4 separate regions of the Homo sapiens genome follow, and regions 2, 3 and 4 are each linked to region 1. A link is a contact called in ENCODE Hi-C or POLR2A ChIA-PET data. All regions are on one chromosome and are shown on one strand. The core of a region is the stretch at or near the end of the contact, and the rest is flanking DNA. Distances in the headings are between cores, read along the strand shown.

Region 1 (5,147 bases), core at 1,166-3,665:
AGATAACCAACTGTTTTTATGAAATGTATTGTCCAAGGTCAATTCAAAAAAATTATTTAACAAAATTACTTATTTTACCAAACTCATGTATCTTGATAATGTATTTTTCTTTGATTTAATGATAGTGTTTGTCTTCATTTCACAGAAGTTATTCATCTCTTATTTTTGGTGAGACAACTAGAACAATTTCTGCTTTATGAAACATGCAAATAAAAATTAGGAGCAATGTTAAATTTAACTAACTTGGTTTAATGCTAGTCAACCAGTAATTCTTCAGTACACTTAATATGATGGGAAAAACAGCATGCTGCATTGTTGCAAATTTTACATTTTCTTTAATAAAATGTATTTGTTTACGGTGTCAGTAGGGATTAAAAATCATAATTCTAAATTTAAAGTATTTAAATTATAGAAAAATGATTCCATTATTTTGGTAATGGAACAGAGAAATACAAATATAGAAACGTTTTTATCCTTTAGATCTTCTAATGGTGCAGATATTTCTTAACCAATTTCAAGAGTGCCTTATTCAAAAACAAAAAACCTGCACATAGAAAAAGCAAACATGTTTTTTTAAAAAAAGCCCTGTAAAAGTGGTTAATCTGTCGTCTGATTTTCAATGTATGACTTTAATCAATTGCATATTCCTTAATTCTGCAAATGACAATTAAAATTAGGAATCAGTACCTGAAAACGCCATTTATACTTTTGAGTTTATATTAGAAACACGGTTTTGATGAAATACCTTTTTCGGTTCAATCTTTTTGAATTGTGACCACAACCAATAGCTACACTTAGATTCTACAGAATTAGTAGGAAAGATACAAATGAGAAGGTCTTTCTAGACAATGGATCTCACTGAACATCATCTTAGTGTGTAGACTTTTTCCACTGCAGTGGCCCACATGTGCTATGGTGACAGACGGCAGTTGGCATTACCACTTATATAGTAAAATATCTTTAAGACAAAAATAAAAGTTATTTAAAGAATACGCTGGCCCTGAAACATGAGCTGTGCCTTAAACTACATATCCTACCTCCATGAGTGAATGAATAAGTGGGTTTTCCGCCTGCATCTATGTGTTAAGACCTATTGTTTGCTTGTATTAATTGTAGTCCTGGGATAAAAGCACAGAGGTAACTTTCACTGCTGCTTTTTGTACTCTCTCCAATGTTTTGGAGGAAAAATAAGCACAAACAATAGCCTAGAGAAACTGAATCGATCATACTTGTTGCAGCTTCGACAAACGTCAATTTTGCTGCATTAGAATGGGAAACATTTTTCAGTCTATTGAAATGAATTACAAACGTTTTTAAATAGAAAATTAGTTAAAAAATTGGAGGCTGCTTAATCGATAGCTTTCTCTATAAACATACTTGGATTTCACAAATAAGTAATACCGTAAAAATCTTCTTCTCCAAAGAAAAATCCCCACAAATAAATCTATTGATACCTAGTGACAAGTGGAACCAGATAAAAATGGAATCTATAAGAATTAACCTAATTGACAGCGCTCTGGAGCTAATCCATTTCCATTAGTTATTTGTTCACAGTAGGTACTCCTAAGGACTTGTTGAATTGCGGGCTTGGCGCCCGTTCTACGGAGAGTTCACAGCCTTCGTGAGTGGGGACAGAAGGCGGCTCGGCCCGGTGATTCAGGTCGAAATTCAAGCTGAACAGCCTGCTGAGAGGTGGGATCCACCATCCGGACAGTGGGGGGCTTTGGGGGTGCTGTGAGACTGGGCTGCGACCCAGGTCCAGCAGGGAGTGTGCGGCACAGACCACAAGGTCGGCGAGGCCCCCTAACCCGCGCCCGGCCGGGAACCCGCAGACCAGCGACGGGGCAGCTGCGGGGCCAGGAGCGCCCCAAGACGGGCGGGCGCTGAACCCGAGCCCCTGCCGCCGCCCTGGCCCCGAACTTCCGCCCTCCCAGGACCTGTCCCGGCCGCCCCGAGCGGTACTCGAAGGCCGGGGCCGAGATGCCACCTTCCGCAGGCCGCGGGAAAGGCGCGCCGAGTCCTGCAGCTGCTCTCCCGGTTCGGGAAACGCGCGGGGCGGGGGCGTCGGGCTTGGGACAGGGGAGGATACCAGGGCCACCTTCCCCAACCCAGGCCGCGGGGGCCCGGCCTCCCCGATGCAGACCACAGCGCCCTCACGGGCTGCCCTCAGGCCGCGCAGCGGGCAGCCGCCAGCCGTCACCCCGGGGAGCGTCCGTGGGGTGCCCAGGCACCCCACCCCGGCCCGGGGCGCTCAGACGGCAGCAGACTGCTGGGCGGCGCGGGGACTACTTTCCACCGCCCCCTCGCGCCCCGCCCCTTGTCCTCGCGCGGCGGAACGCTCCGCGCTGCGCCGGTGGCGGCAGGATACAGCGGCTTCTGCGCGACTTATAAGAGCTCCTTGTGCGGCGCCATTTTAAGCCTCTCGGTCTGTGGCAGCAGCGTTGGCCCGGCCCCGGGAGCGGAGAGCGAGGGGAGGCGGAGACGGAGGAAGGTCTGAGGAGCAGCTTCAGTCCCCGCCGAGCCGCCACCGCAGGTCGAGGACGGTCGGACTCCCGCGGCGGGAGGAGCCTGTTCCCCTGAGGTGCTTGGGCGCTCCTTTCCTTATCCTTCCGGGGCTGCTCCCGCTTCCTCTCGGAGCCAAACTTCGTAGCAGGCGCGCGGTCCGGGCGGCGGGCTGGGCGCAGCCGGGAGGCCTGGGGTTGGGAGCGGGGAGCTCAGGTGGGGGACGGTGAGGGTGGGCCGCGCCCGGGGCGCGGAGGGCGGCGGCCGGGCCCGGGTTCCGGTCGCGCTGCCTCTCTGGGGCCCTGGGGGCATCGCTTGCGGGGAGGGGGCGCCGCGGGGGCGCGTACAGGAGCCCGGATGGCAGGCGGGGTGGGGGTGGGGGTGGGGGTCTGTGGTTTCCGTCCGGGGCTCTGGCCTTGGCCGAGTTTGGGGGAGGGACCCGGTGCCTCGGGATGCGCCGGGCCCTGGGTGGGGGGCGGGGTGGGGACGGGGGGCTCCGCCTTCTCAGCTCTTGCGGCGAGTTGGGGTTCGGGCGCTGAGGCAGAGACGCCACCCTAAGTCCCATCAGTCCTGGGGATCGGACCAGTGGACTTTCTCTTAAGATTTCCTCTTTCATTCTTAAGAATAGAAGTGTTATTATTTTTTTTAATGCCCTGGCTATGTGAGTTTGAATCGAAGCAACTTTAAACCTTAGAGCAACTAAACTCTAAGTGCAGCGGGTGCGATGCGTCAGTAGGGTGAGCACATAAAAAATCCATGTCTTGCACCTGTATTTTAGCGTACTATGCAGGTGAGTGAAAGCAGTGGATAATGTACTGGGAGTCTTATGGATTTATGGTAGTGGGTATGAGACCCTGGTGAAATAAGGGGGTGGAGGAAGGCGAAGGTGATGGCTTACTGTTTCTTACCAAGTGAACTGCAGGATTCAGCCTCTGACTCAGACCGCTTCGAGAATTTTGTTCGTAGAAATAATTTAAATTTATTCAAATAGTTTGATGGCAGCTAAAATTGAATTATAGAGCACGTTTTCTTTTCAGCGGAGTGAATTTTTCCTTCGCTCCAAAGCTGGCCAAATGGAATTCAAGCATTGCAACTTCTTTCAGTGTTTTGTCTGGAGAGAGGACTTTGAACCGAGACTTTTCGAAGTTAAGTTCCTATAGCCTGCTTCTGAATCTGCCAAGCTTGAAAGCTTTGGCAGTTGGGTGTATGTAGTTGTTGCCTTCGTTCTCTTCCCTTTTGGAGGGAGCGTTGTCTCCTACTTTGTATCTTCCAGACATCTGTGGTCTTCCCCCCACCCCTCGAGTTTGTGAGTGGTGAATGAAGAAAGACTAGGCTGCTGGTATGCAGAGGTCGGCAAAAGGAAATCGAGGAGTGGTTTTAGTGAAATGAGAGCTTTGTATCATGAATAATGGTGGCTTAGGCTAGACATCAACTTGAAGAGACGGCAGCATTTCCTTTCATAAAGTCTAGGCTAATGTTTTTCAGATCGCTAAGTTGTAGTTTGTCTGGAATTTAGGAAGCCATTTCAGTATTTGTCACTTGGTGAACGAACATTCAATACCTTCAGATGTCTTCGTGTTGACTTGTATTCATCCTAAGAAATAGTAAATATAGTCTCAAGTGTTATTTATGTTATACTGCTGGTTTATTCTCTGCTTAAATTATTGACATAAATTTCTACTTTGGAGGCTTTTCGTTTGAACTAAGGCTGTGCGGAATTTATTTTACTTTTATATTTAAATCTTTGAAAAATCTCTGATTAAAAAAAAAGTACCCTTAAAGGTTTGAGGATGTCCTTTCACACCAGACAAAATTTGGTTAATTTGCGCCCAATATTCATTACTTTGACCTAACCTTTGTTCTGAAGGCCGTGTACAAGGACAAGGCCCTGAGATTATTGCAACAGTAACTTGAAAAACTTTCAGAAGTCTATTCTGTAGGATTAAAGGAATGCTGAGACTATTCAAGTTTGAAGTCCTGGGGGTGGGGAAAAATAAAAAACCTGTGCTAGAAAGCTTAGTATAGCATGTAACTTTAGAGTCCTGTGGAGTCCTGAGTCTCCCACAGACCAGAACAGTCATTTAAAAGTTTTCAGGAAAAACCAACTTAAAAAAAAATAAGGTGGCTAATTAAAAAAAAATGAAGCATTTAACAGTGTTCAGGTTTCAGAGTATGGAAGAGGGGTTTTTTAAACTGTTATCTGATTATTTCTTTTACCAACATGATATAGAAAAGTGTATTTCCAGTATTAAAATTTATCAGACTGAGCTTACTGTTCCTGTTAATGACTGGAATAAAAATTGGCATAAATGAGGGTCTGTATGCTTGTTTTAATAACACCACCACCAAGATAGAAAACGAGGAGGCAAGTTTCTCCAAGGGTATTTTGAAATGTGTTAGCAAAACTATTGCAGATACTCGTTTTTGTTATAGGGTGAGGTGGGGAGAGGCGCATGCTAAGTATTGTTGAAACTAGGGATGTAGAGAATTAAAAGTTTGAATATAATTATTTTGTAGTTATAAGTAGCAGTGAAATTAAATCTCCTGCAATAGACTATAGAAGTATATTTAGCCAAATGAAACTTCAGTGTTATTGAAATGAAATAATACATCTGTCCTGTTACAAGATTATTTTTATTTCTCTT
Region 2 (5,147 bases), core at 1,458-3,957, 1.6 Mb after region 1:
ACTTCTGCAGATATAAAAGCATGTTTTCCCCTTTTTTGCCTGAATCATTTCTAAACTAAAAAATCATTTGGGAATTGTCTTTAAAAGCAAGAAAGTTGGTAGCCGGGCATGGTGGTGCACACCTGTAGTCCCAGCTCCTCAGGAGGCTGAGGCAGGAGGGCTGCTTGAGCCTGGAAAGTGGAGGTTGCGGTGAGCCATGATCCAGCCACTGCACTCCAGCCGGGGCAACAGGCAAGACCCTTGCTGAGGGACCCAACAAACAAACAAAAACAGGACATAAATCGTTTTTTAAAAATAGCAAGAAAGTTGGTAGTTTTTCTTATAATTATCTCACATCTGGCTGACTCTAATTCTCCAACAGGTCAATGGAGCAAAAGGTTTTTTTTTTTTTCTCCTTTCAGGAGGGAGGGGGTTAGTTGTCTCTTTCCTGTATATAAATCAAGAACAGAAGAAAACCTATTTCTCCGTTCTTCATCTATGATACAGACTCTGAAGCTTGTATGGATAGGGCATTTGACCTGGGTTTCAGAAAGTAGCCCCTGCGGTAAGCATCAGGGTGTGGGGAACAAAATGGTCATTATTTGCTTGAAACGACAGATGATAATCTGTCTGTGATTCCAGAATACCTTATGTGTACATTTCAGAATAAAATTAGTAAGGATTAATATTTAAAAATCCAACACATATCAGTTATTTGTTATTCTGTAGTCAAAATATTATAATTCCCATATAGTACATATCTAAAATACTCTCTGAATACAAAATTTTGATAACTGTCTAATTACCACGTAGAAGTTTCCAAAGTATTCATGGTTTATAGCCACCTGAATTGAAAACTGGTTAAGTATCAGGAACAATAAGTTCTAATCATATAATTTGAGAGTAACAAATCAGATGAATAATCCAAGCCAATAGCCTTATTTTACAGGTGGGGAAAGGGTTGTGAGAGGGTTATACGAATTGCTCAGTACAAGGAATACATGTCTGGTGGGGTAGGATTAGAATCCAGCTCTTCTGATAGAGAGTCCTGGGTTCTTTTGATTGACGATATATTGCCAAAGCATCAATCTTACGCTGCTGATGTAAATTAGATTAAATTGGCAGATAAGAATTCTGATTAGAAAATTTAAGAATCCATTACTCAACAGAAGCCCACGTTGTTCTCTTTGAATGATATATATAAAAAAATCATGCCTAAGGTAAACGGAATCTTCTTCAGTGACTTAACTCATCTAACAATTTCAATTGTGATTTGAAAAGACTTTTTTCACTACACCACTGCCAGACTTTCCTTCATTATCGTTTTCTCATCCACCCACAGTAGTTGTCCCAGATTTCTGTCAGAAAGTTGAATAGACGCTAAAAAAGGCACCAGTAACCAGATATTTAAAGTCAGTTTGGAGAGCACAAATTAATTCTGTACGCTTAGTAAGACACGACTGAAGACCTTTCCACAGGGAACCTAAAGAGGCATTAAGGGAAGATGAGCCGTCCAGCATCAGGAGACGTAACAGGTTGAATGAAGGATCTTTCTTCACAGTCATTTTGTCACGGGAATTACTATCTAAAGCAACGCTGGCTTCAAACTGATTTTGCATCAGTCGCCCATCAGCTTGTTTAAAATGGCTGCCAAGGCCCCAGCATGGAGATCCGGATTCAGGTGGTCTGGGGCAGAGCTCAAGGAATCTTTAAGAAGCCCCTTCAAGTGACTCTGGTGCACAAAGAGAACTCCTAGTATACAGGACTCCAAATATGTGTGTCATGCTGGAGCTTCATGACCAGGTTGTCACCGCTTCAACCTGTTAGAACTTTCCATCCAAACCTGTCTTACTCCAAAGTGCCTTTGTACTTCCGGAAGCAGGGATCCCTGTCGTGGGGATTACTCCGAAGAGGGAAATAGCTGCTTCCCACTCCGGGAATTTAAGACAAAGGCGAATATCACTGCTGCATCATGTCGGCTGCTCCTAATTCTGCCCTTACGCTGTGCTTTGTAATCTCTAACCCGCCGACTCGGCAGGAGAAAAATTTAATTCGGTCACAGAAGCACTACACAGGACCCTAGGCCTTATCACTTTCCCAGGGTGGAGGAAACACCAGGTCGGGGAGAAAAGCAAGACCAGGACTGGAAGGTCCTCTGCTAGTACGCCCTCCCCTCAACCTCCCGACCTTCCTCGCCGCCTCTCTTCCTGTGACCTTGTCGTGACTCCGTGACCGGAGCGCTCGCTCTCCTATCCCGCCTCGCCTGCCGCTTAGCCCGCTCTTCAGAATGTTCCAAGCTCCGGGGAAGCTCCCGCTCCTCGCTCCCCGCCGTCGGGCCCAGTCAACACCCTCCTGGCCCCCGTCTCTCATTACCACCCCATCAGCGAGTCTTCCCCGCTCGGCAACTCACTCCACAAGCTTCTGCTCCATCTCCTCGCTGGCTCCGTCTCCCCTCACCCGAAGGACCCTAGGCCTCGGCTCCCGACTCCTCTCATCCGCCCATGCTCGAGGCCGGGCCTGAGCCCCGGCAACTCCACCTCTCCTCCCTCATTCGAGACACGGACTCCCAGCCCCCACCCCCAAAGTCCTTTCGGCCTGGCCAAGCGCTGCCCCACTTCTTCCCGCCCCGCGGCCCGAGTCCCTGGCTCGCAGTCCCCCGGCTTGTTTCGCTTACCTAGAGCGAGAAAACCTCTCACACCCCAACCGGCTTCCGATCCCTGCAGGCGCACCCAGTCCTCCCGGCTTCTCCCCACCCACAGCCGTCCCAGCCAATCAGAGGCCAGCGGCCGCAAAAGGACGCGTGCGTGTGCGCGGCGGGTGGGGCAGTGCAGAGCGGGTCCTGGATTGGCTGGGCCGGTGAGTGCTGGCCCACTACCCCGGCTCTAGCGTACTGGCGGAGACAGACGTGAGAGCTCGGCGCCTGGGGTTCGCGCCCGGGCACTTGAGGGGCTTTGGCTCCTGGCCCAAGGACTCCTCAGATTTCTCCTGCCCTTTTCCCCTCGGGCAGCGGAGGCGAGCACCGCGAACGCCGTGTCCCGAGCGCCGCCGCCTGCGGACGCCTCACGGGCCGGGAAGGGATGCGGGTGAGGGGTTTCGGCTGCGGGTGAGGTTGTGTTCCCCGACCCACCCGGGTCCGACTGCTTGTTCTCGCCGTTCAGTAACGAGATGCAGACAGACTGGGAAAGAACGGAGTTTATTTCTGCAACAGGTTACAGGGAGAAGGTCGGAGTAACTCACCAGACCAACTCAAAATTATTAATACAAGTTTTTCTAGTGCTTAAATACATTCAGTGCATTTACAAGTCGAAAGCCAAAGTGTTTCACTCAAGCCAATCTTTAACGGTAATAGGGTCAGGTGTCTAGACAATTGCTTCAGAGCCTTGGAAATAATCTAAAGTGGGTCCTGGTACAAGGTGTGCAAGAACAACTCCATTATTTTAATTAAACTCTAGGGGTTGAAAAAGCTCAGGCGGGATCCTAATGGACTTGTCTTTACATTCTAGCCTTTCTCCTAAGGCACCAGTTTCTCCAATGTTTAACTTATACATGCATCAGAATGACAGTGAGGCGTTGGTGAGAGCTGCTCTGGTTGCTAATGGAGATCTGGCCTGCCACAGTGGGAGCAGAGCTTGCCCAGTGCGCCGGGACGACTGCGGGCTCCATCCATTCCGCTCCCAGGGCGGTTGTCGGCCAGGACCGTGAGCTGTCAGGTCCCCCGCGGGATCCTTCCTGGAGCTTACACTATAGTAGGAGGCAGCCAGTACTTGCAAGCACGGGGTCGCGGGAACTACGACCTCACCCAGGCCAGGCGACCTTTCTCTCAAGAAGGAGATGTCAGAGGCCCCTCGTGACAGCGAGCTTCCGGGGACAGGGCTCCTAATGTGTTTGTCAAGTAAATAATGAGTAATAATCCGGCCAATTGGTGGGTCAACGAAAAAAGTCAAACTCTAAGATATTTGAAGAGATTTATTCTGAACCAAATGTGAGTGACCGTGGCCCCTGACACAGCCCTCAGGAGGTCCTGAGAACATGTGCCCAAGGTGGTCCAGGCACACTTGGTTTTATACATTTTAGAGAGGCATGAGACATCAATCAAATACATTTAAGAAATACATTGGTTTGGTCCAGAAACGGGGGACAACTCAAAGGCGAGAGGGGAGGGGGCTTCCAGGCTATAGGTAAATTTAAACATTTTCTGGTTGATAATTGGTTGAGTTTGTCTGAAGACCTGGGATCAACAGAAAGGGAATGTTCAAGTTAAGATAAAAGATTGTGGAGACCAAGGTTCTTTTGAAGTCTTGTAGTGGCTGCCTTTAGAGACAATAGATGACAAATGTTTCCTATTCAGATGTTTGAAAGGTGCTAGACTTTTAATCTCTTTAGGATTGGGGGGCCTGGAAGAAAAAGATCTAGCTATGTTATAGGGATTCTTTACAGATGAGAATTTTTCCCCGCAAAGGACAGCTTTGTATGGCCATTTCAAGATATGGCAAAGAAATATGTTTTGGGGTAAAATATTTTTATTTTCTTCCTTGTCTTATAATGTTATGCCAGAGTCAAGTTGGAAAGTAAGTCACGATATATAGAGTTAAATAAAACCCATTTGATGATAACTTATTATTTGTGGGGCATGACTCCCCAGACCCCTTAGATAGGAATTTGGGCATGATAAAAAAAATCAGAGCTTAGTCCTCAGATGCAAAGCATCTACAACTGCACCATGGAGAAATCTGTGATTAAGTTAGAGTTTCTTGATATAACCACAAAACAAGGCAGACTACCAAGTGCTCGTCATACAGATAGGAACTAAATGTCATGGGCTCAGGATTTTGAAAATCGTTCATCTCATAATTAAGATACATGTAAGAAACATTTCATGCTATGGATGATTAAGAACTTCATACTTCGCTGGGCACGGTGGCTCACGCCTGTAATCCAAGCACTTTGGGAGGCTGAGGCAGGCGGATCACCAGGTCAGGAGATCGAGACCATACTGGCTAACACAGTGAAACCCCGTCTCTACTAAAAATACAAAAAATTAGCCGGGTGTGGTGGCGTGCACCTGTAGTCCCAGCTACTGGAGAGACTGAGGCAGGAGAATGGCGTGAACCCGGGAATCGGAGCTTGTAGTGAGCCAAGATCGCACCACTGCACTCCAGCCTGGGTGA
Region 3 (5,147 bases), core at 774-3,273, 1.4 Mb after region 1:
AGAAAGGTTTATACAGATGAAATTTGTCTAAAAGTAGAGTGAAGTAGTAATCAAATACACAGCATCCGTGTTACTAGGTTTTATAAAAACATATTTTAATTTGCCTCCCTTATTTCCTAAATCTTCTTCCCAGCATCTGTTTATAAACTGCTCATGTCATAGATTATCTCTGTTCTATTAACAAAGACTTTATGCCTATGCTGCAGGCTACCCTTGATCCTGTTTTTTCTTCCACCTTTTACCCTTAACCCCTCCTCAAGCCCCTACCACATGCACTGAGAGAGAGAGAGGCTGAGAGAGACAGAAAGAAAGAGAAAAACAGAGAGAAAGAGAGAGATGACTGCACCTTGCAAAATAGGAATTTAGACAAAACAGGCTTCATTTGGCACACAAATATTCAAACACAAAGTGTTCACCATAAAGTATATACAGAATACAGAAGACTCAAATACACAATACAGAAGACAAAACTGAGTTGTGCCACCCTTACTGAATTCACCTTCAGCCACAGGACTTGAGAACTGGTTACCAAATCTGTAGATTCTATTAAGGCTCCAAGTTGCTTGGGGATGGAGTGAAGAGGAGGGTAGAGGTCAGTTTCGTCATTTGTTAGGAACTAAGAGGGGTAGGGAACTAAACTTGATAGGACCTTTTACACTGATAATGTTATTAAATGCTTGTAACTATAAGGTAGACATAATCTATACCGGATAGGTGGGAAAACTGCAGCTGTAAGGCTCAAGAGGTAAAGCTAGATTCAACCCAGACTTCCTTACTTCAAATATTCTAAAGCCTAGGATCTTTCCACCACATCCTTCTTCTACAAATCCAACTTTGGGAATTACAGCTACTCCCTTTCTCTAAAATAATTTCTTCTCCTTAGAGCACTAATAAGCTAATCAGAGACCTGTTGGTAGAGGAAGGAGCCTGAGATTACACTTGTTACAACTGCTCTTTATCCACTGTATTACCTTGAAGTCAGGTTGTCCTCTCTATGATCATGTTACTTTTTGAATTTAGTTGATTTCTAAGTTATTCTAAGAATAAAAAACACTGACTCCAAGATGGCTTCTGTTGCAAATGCAAACACTTAAATCAGAGCTATTAACATTGTCCAAAATGTACTTTCCAGAGGAAACACTATTTGTTTATTTAATTCTATCTGGCAACGTTAAACCATTTCCAGTTGCTTCCATTTTTCATTTTACTAAAATTATCTTTAGTGGGATCAACTCTTCTCTGCAAAATGTAATTAAATATTACCCTATATGTTGGTTCTGAGCTGTATTTTTTTCTGACCATGTCACAAATTTCACCAATTACTTTTCACACTGGCAATAGTCTTCCGTGGCTTTTATTTCTACAAACCTAATTTTTCCCCGAGTGCTTTATCCTTCTGGCTCTGGAGGTACATGTGTAAATCTGTAATGAACACAAAACCTGTAATGGAACGTCCTACACCTAGTGCTCTGAAAAGTTGGTTCAGTGTATCCAATATTTAAAGTCTAATAACACGGGCATGCTAAGGGAAGTTTGCTATTCAGATTAAACAATGCTCTGACGTGAGCTTCGTGAATGGTTAAAGAAACAATCGTCCCCTTTCTCACTCCCCATCTCTTCCAACTGGGAGAAGCCCTTGGCGCCCATCTGTCAGCCCAGGGTTCCTGCAGGCGCGTGCCTTGGGTGGCCCCGGGGTCCGGGAACAGGCTGACGGGAGAAAGGGGACAGAGGACTCCAAGAAGCCCAGTGAAGCCCCGTGGGGAGCCCCATGGTCAAGGCCGGGACTGAGGGCCGGGTGGGCCCTGGGCCGCCTCCACCTCTGGGCCCGCCCTGCGCCACACCCTAACCCGCCTGCTCTTGGCTAACGGGCCGCGGCACCCGCCTCCGCCCGCCAGCCCTCACCTCGCCCGGACGGCGGCCTTCGGAAGTCGGCGCCTGCCAGCTACCCGCCGCCTCCTCAGCAATCTTAGCCGACCGGGAGGGCTCGGCCCAGGTCACCGGCAGCCCAGGCGCAGGTAGGCCGTGGTGCGCGTGCGCGAGTCTTGAGCCACCCCACCTCCCCCCTACCCCGCATTCGCTGCTGCTAAGCGACACCCGCACCCAAACCGACCAATCCCGGCGCGCCTCCACAGCCCCCGTCCCGGCGAAGGCGCGAACGTAGTGGTTCTTAAAGGGCTGCGACCCAAACGGAGAGGGAGTGTGACGGGGGCGCGCGCCTCCCAACTTTCTTCCCACCTCCCGGCTCTCACCGCGGCGGTTTGAGATCCAAGCCTGTAATTCTCACGTCCGGAGGTGAGAAGGAGCCTTCGTGATCTAAGCTCGATTCCTGCCGGGGTAGCAACCGGACTGACGTCTGGAGGCGGGGAGGCTCCGCGTGACAGAGTGATAACGCCCGGGGCGTATGTTCTGCGGTCCGCGCGGCTGGGCGGGAGGCCCGAGATAGGCAAACCAAAGAGCACAACCTACTGCCAGCCTGGATGGGGCGCCAAAGTCCGACCCAGGGGGACACACCCCAAGCTGGGGACCGAGGCACCCACAGATGGATGACTGGCTGGAAGGAGATTAGGTAGGTAGCAGAGTCCGTCCATTTATTCATTTAGCAAGTATTGAGCACCTGCTATGTGCCAGGGGTTGTGGACAAAGCGAGGAATTCCTGACACGAAAAACTATGTTAAGAGAGGAGGCAGGGTGAGAGCACCCTTCAAACAATCAAACACCTGTATAAATACAAACTGCTCTTCAGGGAGGAGCAGGGGTTTTGGGAGAATTTACAGAAGCTTCTAGGCTGGTGTTGGGAATCACAGGAGGCTAACTAGGCAAAGGGGAGAGGAAGTGTGTTTCAGATGGAGAGATTAGCATGTATATAAGAACTCTGTGGAAGGCAGCAGAGCTCCTTTGAGGGATGAAAAGAAACCCAGAAAGGGGGAAATGGAAAGTTAGTGCTTAATAGGTACAGAATTTCAGCTGGAGAAGATGAAACAGTTCTGGAAATGGATAGTAGTGATGATCACACAACAATGTGAATGTACCAAATGCCACAGATCTGCACACTTAAAAATGGTTATGTACATTTTACCACAAAAAGAAAAGAAACTCAGAGTTTAGAGAATAAAGGAGTGGAGTGAGATCCACTAGAGCGAATAGAAGGGGCAGGACCATGTAGGATTTTATGGACCATAGTGGAAAGTTTAGGACCATAGAACACTGGTCAAAATTGCATTTTATAAAACTCACTTTGGCTGCTAAAGTGCAGATCAAAATGGAGAAGTCTCAACAGAGCTATGGTGGGACTGGCCTGGGAGCCAGTGCAGTCATCTGGGCAAGAGAGAATGGAGCTGGAGTGTGGACTAGGGTGAGAGTGAAGAAAAAGAGATCTAAGAAGGCTGCAGAGAAATGTAGGAGCAAAATCAATAGGACTTGGTGATGAGTTGGATGTGAAGGGGCGATGAAGCAGCTTCAAGGATGATGCCACTGTTCAGCCTTGGATAAATGGATGGATGGTGCAGGGATTCACAGATATGGAGAACACTGGAAGAGGAGATAAGATTGATCTTGAGCTCCATCTTAGACAAGTTGAATTTGAGGCACCTTTGAGACTTGGTTAGGATTTTGCGATGATTAGTTTTAGATGTCAACCTGACTAGGTTAAGGGATACTCAGGTAGCTGGGGGAACATTACTTCTGGGTATGTCTATGAGGGTGTTCCCAGAAGATATTGGCATTTAAGTCAATGGACTGAGTAAGGAAGATCTGTCCTCATCTAATATGCGCAGGCACCACATAATAGAACAAAAAGGCAGAGGAAAGGCAAATTCTCTACTCTGGAGTTGGGACACCCCTCTTCTGCCCTTGGCATCAGAATTCCCCGTTCCCCTAATCTCCTAACTCTAGGAGATTAGGTAGTAGAGTCCGTCCATTTATTCATTTAGCAAGTATTGAGCCTTTGGACTCCAAGACTTGTACCAGTGGTTCCCCAGGTTCTCCCGGCTTGGGCCTTGGACTGGGAGATACACCATTCAGCTTCCCTGGTTCTGAGGCCAAGTCTAAGACAGGGTAGTCTTGAACTGAAGCAGTCTACCAGCCTCCCTGGTTCTCCAGCTTGTAGATGGTCTATTGTGGGACTTCTCAGCCTCCATAACTATGTGAGCCAGTTCCCCTAATAAATCCCCTCCCATATATCTATAGATATAGATCTATATTGTAGATATATAGATATCACATTGGTTCTCTCTCTCTGGAGAACCTTGACTAATACAGATGTCAACACAGCAGGTGCATATACAGGTTGCAGGTCAATGTAGAGGTCTGGGCTGAACACAGACTTTTTTTGAGGCTGAGTCTCACTCTGTGGCCTAGGTTGGAGTTTAGTGGCACAATCTCGGCCCACTGCAACCTGCGCCTCCCAGGCTCAAGTGATTCTTCTGCCTCAGCCTCCCAAGTAGCTGGGATTACAAGCATCTGCCAACACGCCCAGCTAATTTTTGTATTTTTAGTAGAGATGGGGGTTTCACCATATTGGCCAGTTTGGTCTCGAAATCCTGGCCTCAAGTGATCTGCCCGCCTTGGCCTCCCTAAGTGCTGGGATTACAGGCGTGAGCCACCACGCCTAGCCGGGACATAGACTTTTGAAAGTCAGCATCATATGGGCGGAAATCGAAGTGGGGCTTACATAGCCAGAGAAAAATTACAAAATGAAAACTGAAGAGAATTGTGATACAGTCTAAGATAGCCTCCAGGGTTCACCACCTCCTGGGATTTATACCCTTGTGTAGTCCCCTCCCACAATGAGTCTCTGATAATGAGGGTAGGTCATAACAGGCACAAAGAAGGAGAAAAACCAGGAGATTCAGGGTTGGTAAAGGCAATTGAAAACCCTGTAGCATAAGTGCTCTTCAAATATGGGGAATTGGGGCCAGGTGTGGTGGCTCACACCTATAATCCCAGCACTTTGGGAGGCCAAGGTGGGTGGATCACGAGGTCAGGGACCAGCCTGTCCAACATGGCAAAACCCCGTCTCTATTGAAAAATTACAAAAATTAGCCGGGCGTGATGGTGGACATCTGTGATCCCAGCTACTTGGGAGGCTGAGGCAGGAGAATCACTTGAACCTGGGAGGAGGAGGCTGCAGTAAGCCGAGATCGCACCAT
Region 4 (5,147 bases), core at 872-3,371, 1.3 Mb after region 1:
TATGTATGTGTTGAGGAGTGAGGGCTGAGGATTCATGACACCCCAAACCCACAGGTTTGCTCTTCACATCTAGGGCTCCTAGGACACCATGCCAGCACAAGTAACTTCCCAGGAAAAAGACACAATTCCACTGTCCTGCCAGGGAACTGAGACCCGAGACGGGGTACACAGGGTCATAAGGAGAGACAAAGACCCCTGATTTCTGAGCTAACAGCAGCCGTCAGGGGTGTGGATAGCTGAGGAGATGGCTGAGGATGATTCAAACACTCCCGCCATTGGGAGATCGAGTACAAACCCAAGAAAGGCTAGGACAGAGGCATCTCCACAGCTCCCAAATCTAAGGAAAGGCCTGTGTCCAGCCTCACTGATTATATCGGGAAGGAGGTAGAAATTGCAGGGAGTACAGTAGCTCCCCAAGTTCCCCTCATGGCAAGGGGATGCTGCCCATCCACCTCTGTGCCCCCAGTGCACAGCACAGGGCCTGGCACACAGAAAGAGATTAATAAATGTGCATGGAAGAAAGGAGGGAGGGGCTCCATGGTGGCGAGGTTCCCTTTAATGAAGGGAAGGAGGAGAGGGAGGAAAGGGAAAAAGAGCAAGTGCAGGGGATGGAATGCTGGAAGGGAGGAAGAAAGAAGAGAAAGAAGAGAGAGTGGAAAGAAAGTGTAAGTACGCCCTGAAGAAAGGGCCAGGGCACTCATCCCTTCCCGGCTTTCCCCCACTCCCCTCAAGCCCACCCCATGGCAGCATCCCAACGTTCCCTCTCTGTAGGGAGGGAAGCCCTGGTGGGTCCTCAGGGAGCTCCTGCGCGCCTGCTGTTCAGCCAAAGCCTAGCGCGGGACCTCCTTCAGGTAGCCGCACATTCTGCTCAGGGCTCTGGGACCCGCTGCCCTCTCCGCCTCTCCACTGAACTCCGCCTCTCCTTCTGTCACACGGCTCCGCCAGCCACTCTATCCTGCCGCCGCGACCACATCTCCAGCCTCGATTGTGCAGGCTCGAGCCCGTAGAAAGAGGGCTAGCAGCCACCTGCGCTTGGTCCACAAGAAGACGCGCTCCCAGGGCGCAGAGCTGGTGACCCCGCTCCCCATGCCAGGGACGAATAAACGAGAAAAGGGGCTGACCCGGTGTCACCCAGCGGCCGAGCAGCCGCCCCTTGGAAGCTCAGCACCAAAGGCAGGCGGCCAGGGTCCTGGCCCCTCTCTGGACCCCAGTATCCCCAGCTGTAAAATAGGGAATGCAGGAGGAGGACGACGTCTGTGGATCGTTTTAGGTCAGCTGCGGAGTCGGCCTGCGGGCTGGGAGCAGACCTCGCTCCCCACGCGAGGGCGCTGGCACTTCAGCCCAGCCTCCCTGGGGAGGTGCCCTGGACGAGACCCGCGAGGGTGCGGACACCTCATCCTCCCTGGAGCAGGTCTCCCGAGGCTTGAAGGGCCAGGGCACCCAACAGGTGCTGAGCGCGCCCCACCAGGTCACCCGGGAGCAGGGAACACCAAGGAACCCAGAGTCGGGCCTCTTTCGAGCCCTCGCTTCCTCTCGCCTGGCTTCTTCGGCGCGAAGGATGAATTGGGGTTGTTGAAAATTGATCAAACAACCCGATCTCTGTCAGCGCCTGGACACTTGCTGGGCCCCAGCTCGCAGCCTGGGAAGATAAGTGGCACTTCCTGTCTCGTAATCGGATTTGCGCGCACGAACCCTCGGAGACGCACAGGTGGGAAATGGGGAGGCTGGCGGGGAGGCCTCCTGGAGGAGGTGGCTCCGAGGGTAGACATGAGGAGCGCCCTGGGATGGGGCTGAGGGTGGATACAGAGGTGGGAGCTTGCGAAGGTCGTGAGCTAAGCATGGAAGGATGGAATGTGTTCGGGTCTCGAGATTCCCGGGTGATGAGCCCGGAGGGGCGAAGGCCTATAAATGTCTCACGACGGAAGACCAAGGTGTGGGATTGGCAAAGAGAGAGCAGAGCTTCCTCACTGGCAGGGGCTCCCCAGCCCCGCCCCATACCTGCGCGGCGGCCCCGCCTCCACCCATCCATTGGCTAGATCCGCCGCCCGTCAGACGAGCCCCCGGGGCCCGCCCCCAGCCCTGAGCTGCGCCTCTTAGCTCTGGGGCCACAGCGCCAGCGCCACTCTGCCAGGCTCCCGGCCATCGCCCGCCTGGTGCGCCGCCCGCCAGCTCTTTGCCCGCGCGGGGCCGCCCGCCGCGGGCTCAGGGCAGACCATGCGCCCGCCAAGTCCGCTGCCCGCCCGCTGGCTATGCGTGCTGGCAGGCGCCCTCGCCTGGGCCCTTGGGCCGGCGGTGAGTGTTCGCCCGGCCGCCCAGAGTCCCGGCAGCCTGGGGGTTGCGGAGGGCGGGGGAGGTGGGGGATGGCGGGAGCCGGGCCGTCTGTGCGCGTGTCTGTGTAAGAGGAATAGGGGACATCAAGCATCTCGACTCGCCTCCTCCCACCGCTCCAGACCGAACCTAGACGCGAGGGCTGGGATATTGGTCGTGCCCAGTCCCTCCCAGCGCAGCCCGGAGCAGGCACAGCATCAGTGGAGGGGCAGCGGGGAAGAGTGGGCCCCAGACTTGCCTTCCTTGTCGTGGTTGTGGGTGCGCAGCGGGGTGGGGCGGCCAGTGGGTGCAGAGTCAGGTACTGCGGCCGATTGAGATGGAAGGTTTGGTACACCGTAGGTGAGAGGGAGGATGTGAGGGGCCGTTCTTGTGTGCTGTGACCGTCTGGAGGTGCCTGTGGGCTGTCAGCATCAGAACCAGTGCTGGGGGCCCCAGGACTTGAGAAGGGGTTCTTGGGATCAGGTGAGTGACAGGCACATCCCTCCGTGTGCCCTCCCACTGAGCAAAGCAAAAAGGTACCAGACCCCAAGGTGGAAGCTGGTGGGCAGTGAGGGGCTAAGGGTGGTGGTTAACAGGAGGGGCCAGGCCTGTACATGGAGAGAGCTGAGCAGGGAGCCAATGCCAACAAGCAGTGGCCTCCCTCTTCCTCCCACTTCTGCTTCCTCTCAACGTGGGTATGTGTATGCCCTTGATACATGTGTACTCGTGTGCCCCATGTGTGGGTGTGATATGTGTTCCTGTGGATGGCTTACCTGGGCTGGGAGGCAGATGCTGATTGAGGCAGGAGATGCATGGATCATCTCACTCTAGAACAGGGGAGACCTCAGCACTCATTGAGTCTACTGAAGCCCATTTTACAGATGGGCAAAGCGAGGTCCAGAGACACAAGAGCCACATCTGTCTCCCACCAGTTAGACCTAGACAAAGGTTGATTTTCTCCCTACCCCAGACTTTGAGTAATCTAGAGTTGCTGCTTAGGCAGGGCCTTAAATGCCCACTCCAAGTTGGCTGGGGGAGGGTGAGGAATCTTGATTATCTAGTTCATTCTCTCCCATGGTCACTTCCCTTACCATCACCTCCACCAGAGCAGGTATCTCTGTGTTTCCATCTAGCGGATGTCTTGAGCACCCTGGGAATGGGAAGCTCATTGCCTGTCCTAGGAGCGGACCTCTGACAATTGGCAGGAGCCTCACCTCCACCCATGACAGCCATGAGACCCACCTCCTGAGCACTCAAAATCTTACCAAGCTCTGTCCCAGAGGCCACAGCTCTGGCACAACTTGCATGAAGCCTTCAGGCCTCTCCAACCACCATCTGGCCCTCCCAACCCCAGGTTCAAGCCACTCAAACTCTTCTTGGATGAACCGGGGATCTTGGGACCACTGTTGTCACCCCATTCCTCCATCCCGAGAAGCTTCTGAGCCCAGGGGCAGAGTGGATTCAGAGAGGTCTCCTTTCACACCAGGCCACTTCTACTTCACACTTCCTGAGACAGCCCAAATCTGTCTCCTCCCTCCAATGCCTACCCTCCCCCTGTCTTTCCACATCTTATTCGTTTAGTGCCCAACTCTATCTCCTCCTCCAGACAGCCTTCCCTGATTGCTCCAGCCAACTCAACCCTTCCCCCTCTAACCCCACCCTTCAGCCCTACCCACCTCCCAGGCTGGGCTATTCTGGCCATCCTATAAGGTCAGGGGCTGGGGTCTCTTACATCCCCATGTTTCTTACAGCCCAGTGCAGGGGCTGGGTCCACAGAGAGAGGAGAAGGGACTCAACCAGGACTGGGTGAGGGCAGGCTGGAGTGAGGGGTCCCTATTTCCCTCCCTGATTCTCCCTCCTCCCCACCAGCTACCAATCGCTCCCTCATGGAATGGGGCAAACCTGCTCTAGCCGGACTCGGTGTGACGGCGGGGTGGGGGGGCGGGGTGACAGGAGTTATCAGAGTCATAAAATGGCAGCTGCAAAGTTCAAGTTGAAGGCCCAAGGCCTTATCACTCCTGTTTATGGTGCCCTGACTTCAGCCTGGGAAGGAGAAATCTCTGAAAAGGGAGGCAAAAAAAAAAAAAAAAAAAAAAAAGGAAAGAAAACCTCCAGTGTCTCAGAGGAGGAAGTCTGCCCCAAGGCCACCTGTCAAGCCTTCCACTGCCCCTGCCCCCCGGACAGCAGGCACAGGGACTCCTCATCCAGAAGCAGAGCTGCTCAGGGCAATGCCCAGTACGAGGCTGGGGGAGGAGGGTCACAGGCCTCCTCGTGGGAAATTCTCTATCTGGTGTGGGAGACCAGACCCAGTGACTTAGGAGAAAGAGTCCAGGTGGATGTGGGGTACAGCCTCCTAGAACTGGGGCAGGGGTTGCTGAGAGGAACAGTCAGGGGAGGCTCCTGGAAGAAGCAGGACTGTGCCCTAAAGAGTTTGACCAGATGGGCCAATCTTTCACCCTAAACCATAAAACAGCCTCTGTTGACAGGACCAATGGGCCTGCCCCCAGAAGGAGGAGTCCCAGGGACTGGGAGAGGCTCGACTTCTCCCCAACTCTGAGGTTGATCAGTGGCCACAAGCTCCTGAAGGCCTTGCCTTGCCACCGGCATCCTGCTGCCCCTGCCACCTGCCTCTAGCCTCTCCAGAGGCGGACCACAGCTGCCCAGGCCCTCTTGGCCCCCAGCAGGCCACCCTGTGAGCTTTGGGAAACATGGCTGCATCTGGGTCAGGCCTCCTCCTCAAGTGAGGTTACCACCTCAGTTAGGCCTGGCCAGGGCTCCCAGGGTACCATGCTGGAAAAGCGAGCCCTTTTGGAAGTTTCTACCCTCCTGTCCTGGTGCAC

The links. Hi-C counts contacts between places; a loop is a spot of excess contacts on that map. ChIA-PET counts read pairs that join two places held with the same protein, here RNA polymerase II (POLR2A). Pooled maps may share reads with other maps.
Region 2: a loop to region 1 is called in a pooled map, with 8 times the contacts of the local background. The contact joins the promoter of HIGD1A here to the promoter of CTNNB1 in region 1. A Hi-C loop is called at or near these places in 1 of 37 single-sample maps with no recorded cell type and 7 of 50 pooled maps. POLR2A ChIA-PET finds 5 or more read pairs at or near these places in 2 of 52 experiments (K562 and OCI-LY7).
Region 3: a loop to region 1 is called in a pooled map, with 4 times the contacts of the local background. The contact joins the promoter of SEC22C here to the promoter of CTNNB1 in region 1. A Hi-C loop is called at or near these places in 1 of 37 single-sample maps with no recorded cell type and 6 of 50 pooled maps. POLR2A ChIA-PET finds 5 or more read pairs at or near these places in 2 of 52 experiments (HEK293 and HEK293T).
Region 4: a loop to region 1 is called in a map of CD8-positive, alpha-beta T cell, with 6 times the contacts of the local background. The contact joins the promoter of VIPR1 here to the promoter of CTNNB1 in region 1. A Hi-C loop is called at or near these places in 1 of 168 maps with a recorded cell type or tissue (CD8-positive, alpha-beta T cell), 1 of 37 single-sample maps with no recorded cell type and 10 of 50 pooled maps. POLR2A ChIA-PET finds 5 or more read pairs at or near these places in 1 of 52 experiments (activated B cell).

Annotation. Positions count from the first base shown.
Region 1 is chr3:41,197,090-41,202,236 of GRCh38, forward strand. CTNNB1 (catenin beta 1) reads left to right here and starts at 2,416. Exons shown (of 15, transcript NM_001904.4): 1 at 2,416-2,581. RefSeq lists silencers at 1,817-2,276, 2,707-2,826 and enhancers at 2,119-3,065, 2,407-2,466, 3,177-3,286.
Region 2 is chr3:42,801,783-42,806,929 of GRCh38, forward strand. It overlaps HIGD1A (HIG1 hypoxia inducible domain family member 1A), which reads right to left and starts at 2,708. Exons shown (of 4, transcript NM_014056.4): 1 at 2,654-2,708. RefSeq lists a silencer at 2,664-2,883 and an enhancer at 3,745-4,542.
Region 3 is chr3:42,579,944-42,585,090 of GRCh38, forward strand. It overlaps SEC22C (SEC22 homolog C, vesicle trafficking protein), which reads right to left and starts at 2,024. Exons shown (of 7, transcript NM_032970.4): 1 at 1,903-2,024. It also overlaps a transcript of SS18L2 not described here. RefSeq lists enhancers at 1,491-2,317, 2,310-2,439 and a silencer at 1,780-2,109.
Region 4 is chr3:42,500,522-42,505,668 of GRCh38, forward strand. It overlaps VIPR1 (vasoactive intestinal peptide receptor 1), which reads left to right and starts at 2,122. Exons shown (of 13, transcript NM_004624.4): 1 at 2,122-2,292. The coding sequence starts at 2,215. RefSeq lists an enhancer at 620-1,193 and silencers at 1,721-1,820, 1,881-2,380.